Linked DNA regions of Homo sapiens: region 1 is linked to region 2. Evidence: read pairs that join two places in POLR2A ChIA-PET (ENCODE). Cell type or tissue: PC-9. All regions are shown on one strand.

Region 1 (4,000 bases), 250 kb after region 2:
GGGGTGTTGCTTAAGTTCCACATAAGGTAGAATTGTATTACATTGGTTCCATGTAGCAGTAAATTAGTCTATATTGGAATGAAGAAATTATCCCATCACACCAGACAGGTTTAAGCAGAAACTGAATTACTAAATAATGCTTGCCATTGACATTGTAGGAAGGATTTCCATATTACTTTAGAGTTAAAAGCCTCCACAGGTCCTTTCTCCGCATTCTCTCCTGCTGACAGACACGAGGTATGGCTGTGGAGGAGATTAGCTTCCAGCAACTTAGTTTGACTACAGTAGAAATGCTATATATGCATGGCATGAAATTTTCAAATATTTATATTTTATTTGGCCTCAGCTGCTGCGGTGGGAGAGGGGAAGATGGTCACTTTCATTCATTCTTCACTTATACGATTCCAAGCCAAGCACTTTTCAGCAAGAGTAATTGGTGAAGTCTAGAATGAACTTAGGAAGCTTTCGCTCAAGCTATAACCTTCTGTTACCCCTGACCACCCCCAGCCAACCAAGCTCTGACAATATGATACTAAAATCTCAAATTCCACCTTAAGAGCTTAGCCAATCAACTTGAATACTAAAAATTATTTTCCCCATTTCCACTCTCATTTGAGCCTGTAATTCTTTCTCTAGTTATCTTAAATAACCCCTTTATCATTTGAATTGCAGCCAAAATAATAACTCTTTATGTACAAAAAAAGTAATACAATAGAGAATTGTTTAAAATAGACTTTTGGTTGAAGAAAATGCTTTCAAAATGCGATTTCTACAATGTTACTAACCACTTACAGAATTTTTCAAAAGTTTTATGTTAAGGCTCACTCAAAAAGGCAATTTTATTGTTAGAAATAACAAAGAGCCAAGTACACGAAGAATTCATGGGGCTTCTTACCAAGCAAATGAGCAGGGAGGCATCCAATTGGACTGATATAGGAAGGATAGGCATTCATCAACTTTGCCCTCACATAGGCATGAAGATGTTCATATAATGGTTTAATCTGAAAAGCCCAGGAAGAAAGTTTAAGACAAAGAGTAACCAATTCTAATTTCCATTCCACAACACTAGAAATAGGAGATTCTTTAAACAAGTAGAATTTCCCCAAATTATAATTCTTCTTCTCTCAAATTTCTGGAAAATTTAAAAGTATTCCTTCTTCCTAGAACTTGATGATAACTCCACTGCATAAACCAATAAACATACTTGGGAGAACACAGGTCCCAAAATAAAAGCAGATGCAAAAAATATATATTCATTTTTAAGATTGTTACCTACTTCCTTTGTTTTTACATTGAGGTATAATTTACATACTATAAAAGCCACCCATTTTCAAGTGTGTAGTTCCATGAGTTTCAATAAATTAAAACTACCGGGAAACCATCACCACTATCTAGTTTTTTAATATTTCTATAACCACAAAAGGTTTCTTGTAGTCAGTTCCACTCCTATCTCCGGCTACTTTGAGTATATCAGAGTCTGTTTATTCATTCACTAGTTGAAGGACAGCTGGGTTTTCCAGTTTGGGGCTATTATGAATATTGCTGCTATGAACATTTGTGTATGTCTTTCTATGGATAAGGACACATGTTTTCATTTATTTCATATAGAAACCTAAGAGTCATGGTAAGTGTGTGTTTAACTTTTTAAGAAATCGCCAAACTGTTTTCCAAAGTGACTGCCCCATTTTACATTTCTTCCTGCACTGTAAGAGGGCTCCAGTGTCTCCACATTCTCCCCAATACTTGGTATTGTCCATCTTTTTAATCATAGCTATCCTGGTGGGTGTGGAGTGGATTTTCATCATAGCTTTAATTTGCATTTCCCTAATAACTTTTTATTTGCCTATTTGCCATTTGTGTAATTTCTTTGATGATGTACTTATTCAAGTCTTCTTCCCATTTCCTTTTTGGGGAGTTGTTTGTCTTACTTCCATTTTTGATAGCTCTGCCAAACTATGGCTGTGACAAGGTAACTCACATCAGAAGTTTGAAGGTTCACGTAAAGGGGAGGCATGGGGCCAAAATGAAGGAAAAACATCCATGGGACATTTCTGTTCACAAAACTCTCTCTTCCCTATGAAGACTAGCTTACTCAAAGTAATAGTATCAATTGTCCTGAGGAAGAAAGCAAAGTCCATAGCTCTGCTAACACAGGAAGACAGTGCCAGCCCCAGGTAGCTCAAGAAGATCATTCCTACTTATAATCTAAAGGACCATTTGTTCTTATAATATTTCATTCTTATAGTCTTTCTATTGGTAATTAATGGTCAGTGACTGAAAGAAGGAGGAAAGCAGCGCAATTCTGATCATCTGTAGGGGCTGTCCTATTATTCTCTAAAATCTTTCAAACTCTAATATTCCATAACTTTATGAGGCCTGGGAATGGCTGACCAATGTGTTAAGAATGAGCCAGAATGCCTTTAGTCACTGTCCCTCTTTCCCATACACTGCCCCACAACTGTTTGTGTGTACAGTTCCTTGCTTACCTCTTCAAAGGTATGTTCCACATCTTCAATCAACTGGCCGCGGCTGTAGTCATAGCCATCTACCCCATTTACTTCATAGTCTCCTCTCCAATAATCCCCATAGTCCTCATAATCTGTTTGTTTTTTTTTTTAAAGAGAAAGGGAAGAACATAAGGGAAAGAAAGAGAGAAAGCACAAAATACATAGATTAGCCTTGCTGGGAGGTTAAAAGAAATTTAAAGGCTTATCACATTTTTATTGTGATAAACATCAACTCAAAGGGATGCAAATGAATAATAACATTAAGTAATCTCTGTTTAAGCACTTGCTCTGTGCCAGGAGTTTAAATGTATTATTTTATTTAATAAGCACAAGAACCATACAAGATTGTCATTATTATAACTCCCACTGTGCAGAGTAACAGCCTATGTTTATTTTTAAATAAATTTTATTGTGTATATTTAAGGTGTACAACATGATGTTATGAGATACTTATATAATAAAATGGTTACTATAGTAAAACAAATTAACATATCCATCATCTCACATAGTTAAGCATTATCCCCCCCATGGAAGAGCAGCTAAAATCTACTCATTTTGCAAAAATCCTGAATACAAAACATTATTACTAACTACAGTCCTTATGTTGTACATTAGATCTTTAGACTTGTTCATCCTGCATATCTGCTACTTTGTATCCTTTAACCCACTTCTCCCCATATCCCACCCCGCTCCACCTCACCCCTGGTAATCACTATTACTCTATCTCTGTATATTTGATTTTTTTGTAGAATCCACTTTTGAGTGAGATGATGCCATATTTTTCTTTTTATGTCTGGATTATTTCACTTAGCATAATGTCCTCCAGGTCTATCCATGTTGAGGCAAATGACAGGATCTCCTCTTTTTTAAGGCTGAATAATATCCCATTCCATATACCCACCACGGTTTCTTTATTCATTCATCCCTTGACAAACACTTAGGTTGTTTCCCTATCTTGGCTATTGCGAATAATGCTGCAGTGAACATGGCAGTGTAGATATCTTTATGAAGTGGTAATTTCATCTAATTTAGGTATATACCCAGAAGAGGGATTGCTGGATCATACGGTAATTCTATTTTTAATTTATTTAGGAATCCTCATACTATTTTTCCATAACAGCTTCACCAGTTTATATTCCCACCAACAACCTGTGCTTAGAGTGGTTAAATCACTTGTCCAAGATCACACAGCTGGTAAGCGAAAGAAGCACATTCCTAGTCTCTTAACCCTGGGTGTGTACTCTCTTGATACATCAGTTTGTATCTTTAGCTTTAAAATATGTGACTGGATCTCTAAGTTTTTAAATTCTTCTTTTGTTCATGGCCTTTTATTTTTAGATCAGACCCAACTCATCTTAGACTTTGCCACAGTGAACCTGTGTTTGTTTGCAAATTATATGTATCAATAGCATGTTTCTATGTGCTTCCTTTAGTATCTCACCATCAGAAAACACAAGCTTGTGTCAGGATATTAGCTAATAAAGTTTGTAAAC
Region 2 (4,000 bases):
AGGAGCAGTCACTCCACCACAGGGAATGTGGGAGAAGATTTGGGATCAAACTGTTTCTTATACAGATTTTTGGAATGAACCTCATTTTAGCACCCCTCTCATCCCTCCCATTTCTAGAGGTGCTTGGGACACCCACTTCTGAGCCTTTTGGGAACTCATCTTTCCAGACTGTTGGCTTAAATTATTTTTTTTTTCAGGTCGGCCACATCATTTACAACTTATCTACGTGCTTTTCAGCTTTCAGAACATTGTTGTTTCTGTTGACTTTATCATTTACCCTGTCCTTGCGGGCTTATGCTTTAAAAAAAAAAAAAAAATCCTGGTCCGGGTGCGGTGGCTCACGCCTGTAATCCCAGCACTTTGGGAGGCCGAGGCGGGTGGATCACAAGGTCAGGAGATCGAGACCATCCTGGCTAACATAGTGAAACTCCGTTTCTACTAAAAAATACAAAAATTAGCTAGGCATGGTGGCGGGTGCCTGTAGCCTGTAATCTCAGCTACTCAGGAGGCTGAGGCAGCAGAATCACTTGAACTTGGGAGGCAGAGGTTGCAGTGAGCCAAGATTGTGCCACTGCACTCCAGCCTGGGTGACAGAGTGAGACTCTGTCTCAAAAAAAAAAAAAAAAATCCCCTTACTCTTTAGGAGTATTTACTTTACCCAGGGCATTGGAAAAAAGAGAAAAAACAAACAAACAAAAAAAAAACTAATATGTTTATGCACTATCTCTATTTAGAGTCCACGCCATCAACACTAACATTTTAGAGCTATACCACAAACATAACTAGAACCCATCAATAAATGTATCCATGACTTTATTTGAATTGTGGAAACCTGAAATTTAAATCACTGTAACTTTTTAGCTTCATTGGGTTGCACACTACACAATGACTCAAATAAGGTGAGGCCAGTTGATTCCAACAATCGATCAAGGCCAGGTAAAAGTGCCATTTCTTATAGGGGTTCAAGAAGCAGTCTAATTCATTATATTTAATGTTCATTGATGACGTGATAAAATAAGAAATATTTTTACACAAGCGGTTGGCTAACTTTTTCTGTAATGGACCAAAGAGTAAATATTTTAGGCATTGCAAGCCAAACAGTCTCTGTCCCCAACTACTCAACTCTGCTGTTGTAGAATAAAAGTAGCCATAGACAATACATCAACAAATGAGCATAACTGTGTTCCAATAAAGCAGTATTTACCAAAACAACAGGCAGTGAGCTGAAAGTGGCCTATGGGCCATAGCTTACTGACCACTGTTTCAGAACAATATCAGTGATAAAATTACCAAAGGCAGACTTTCTTTCATGAAGCCATTAATAAGGGTCAAATAACAGAATTTTTTTGCTCCTTTTCATTTCATAAATATTTTGAGAATAGATTAAATTCCTTTCTAGAGTTGCAACATCTGAATAATTCAGACATGCATATAATTTAGCTGAGTTTGAAAAACATGAGCTATGTAAAATTACTCTTCACTTTTTAAAGAGATAATTTCATTGGCTGGCCACAAAATCAATGTAATAACTTATTATTTATTAAATATTTATTGAGTACCTAATATATGCAAGACATTGTTCTCACACTGAGGATTAAGACTAAATTAGGCAAAGTCCAGCTCTTGCTGACCAAATCTATTAAGCTCACAATTTTCACTGAACTATGGCTTTTCTTAAGGGCATTAAAACGTAATGTTTGTATAATTTCCTTTATCAAGTCTCTCAGACAGTATTTTAATCTTCATTCAACTCTGATCATCATGCTGCCTAATCTGTTTCCATCTCTAAAGGGCCTCCTGCCACACTGTTTTAGTCATAGATTTATGACGTGTGCTGTCACATTAATAATTCTCTGGCCCTGTGGCGTAATCAGGGACATCATGCATTGCTGGCATTTATTGTGTTTGCTTAAAGCTCTTGGAGTTTCTCACATACTTTTATTTTGCAACAAGTTGAGGATTTTCAACTCACGTTCCAGGGCTGTTAGTATGACAAATATTCCTGTGCAATGTCTAGTGAACTCTAAGAAAGCAACAGGCCAGTTACCCCACCTCCGCCCTCAAGGACCAGACCCATCCTGACCCAGCGTCAGGGATCCAAGTGCAGATCTTGATGGTAATTGGGAATTAAGGAGGAAGAAGAGGGAGGGGTTTTAGAAGCACAAAGCCAGATCACATTGAGTTTTGGCTTAGCTTAGAATTCCCTATGATAATCTCCATCTAAATGGCAATTATGAAGCCAGAGGCATTTCGAGCCAAAACATGGTTTGAGTTGGTTTTAGGACAGATCCAAGGATCCAGTATAAGCCAAGAACATCTCAGAGGTCCCAAGCTTCTGAGATTTGCTCAGTCTTGCTTTTTTCCTTCAGAATAATTCCTTTGAGCTATAAGGTACATTGTATTGTTCAATTTTTTTTTTTCACTAATCGTAACTCTAATGAAATTATCAATTCTGAGATTTAGGGAAATGAGATTATCATTTACATTTGACAGATGAGAAAACTGAGGCTCGATGACATTGTTCAGGCTTACAATGTGTTTAGGTGGCAGAGTCTGTCCTTAAATTCAGGTCTTTTCTCCTTAGTGATACATCCCCTCTTTTTACCAGTCGAGGATAAGCAAAGTAACTCCTTTAATTGTGTGGTATCCTTGAATTGTCTTCTGCCCCAGATCTCAAAGGAATTTAAGCAAATATCATGGAGAAGTTGGGAGTGGTAGAAACTGAACGAAAAGGCAAAGCAAAGAGTCGAATGCCAAGTATGTTTTAAAAAACTAAGTTATGTGCAAGCATTTTCAGAAGCCTGATTAAAAATACAGTAAAATGAGAAGGAAGAAGCCTGTTGACATCAAGGTCATAAAGTGAGGGCAAAAAGAACAGTGGCAAAAGAGGAGTGACTGGGTTGGCACCAGTAAATGACAAGAGCAATGACAATGGCAGCACAGTGGGGAGTGGTTCCAAGGCCAGGTGAAGGTTAGCTCATGTCCCCAGGGCAGGGACTGAGAGTTAAAGCCAGGGAAGCATCAAAGGACCTGGAGCCCCAGGCTTCAGAGAATTTCAGTGAATGAAGGGAGAATTCAGGAACTGCTTAGAAACCCTGGCAGAGGAAGGGTAGGGATTTGGGCCAGGATCAAACAATGCCACTACCATGGGGCTACATTTGTTTACTATTCCATTGTTTATCATTGTCTTTCTCCTTTTGATTGTACTGTTCCAGGGTGTTCTGGCCTGAGAAAGTTGGGTTACACAAATTTGATCAGGACACCGTTTCCAATCATAATGAGGTCACAGTATGGTGGGGAGATAAACAGGAACACTACTATTTACACAAATGTGTTGTAAGTACCATAATGGGTTGTGTGTGTCTATATACATATCTATCTATGCAAGATACTATGCAGGGATTAATTTTAAGTTATTTAATACATAACTTAAATCTGCTAATGCTGCTAAATTCTCTCTGTTATGGCAAAATTTCAATAAAGTCTACATCATTAACAAATTAGATGTAGGAGTACTTTGAGGAAAAAGGCTTTATGTGGCCGGGCGCGCTGGCTCATGCCTGTAATCCTAGCACTTTGGGAGGCTGAGGAGGGTGGATCACAAGGTCAAGAGCTTGAGACCATCCTGGCCAACACGGTGAAACCCCGTCTCTACTAAAAATACAAAAATTAGCTGGGCGTGGTGGTGTGCATCTGTAGACCCAGCTACTCGGGAGGCTGAGGCAGGAGAATCACTTGAACCTGGGAGGCAGAGGTTGCAGTGAGCCAAGATCGCACCACTGCACTCCAGCCTGGCGACAGAGTGAGACTCCGTCTAAAAAAAAAACAAAACAAAAAACAAAACAAAACAAAACAAAAAGTGATAGCTGTAGAACAGAGAGAAGAACTGTGTTGCCATGAGAGTTGGGGTGTCCATGACACTGAGATTTGAGTAAGTGCAGAAACTTGGAGCCAGAGGTGGCTAGAAGAAATGCAAACTCTCAAAGAGGTCAAGGGCATG

Evidence for each region. ChIA-PET counts read pairs that join two places held together with the same protein. Peaks named below come from ENCODE experiments on the same cell type or tissue, not always from the same donor. Only the 100,000 strongest peaks of a DNase experiment are listed, where the experiment ranks them.
Region 1: POLR2A ChIA-PET joins it to region 2 with 7 read pairs; 2 of 35 experiments call an interaction of 5 or more read pairs at or near these places.

What each region holds. Positions count from the first base shown.
Region 1 is chrX:15,586,858-15,590,857 of GRCh38, forward strand. It overlaps ACE2 (angiotensin converting enzyme 2), which reads right to left. Exons shown (of 18, transcript NM_001371415.1): 5 at 2,487-2,599; 6 at 896-1,001. Among named protein-coding and RNA genes, the nearest start is that of ACE2, 12 kb to the right of the region's middle. In PC-9, no CTCF peak of the experiment used is centred here; no DNase peak of the experiment used is centred here.
Region 2 is chrX:15,341,321-15,345,320 of GRCh38, forward strand. No RefSeq gene overlaps it. Among named protein-coding and RNA genes, the nearest start is that of PIGA, 7.8 kb to the left of the region's middle. In PC-9, no CTCF peak of the experiment used is centred here; a DNase peak (open chromatin) is centred at 1,891.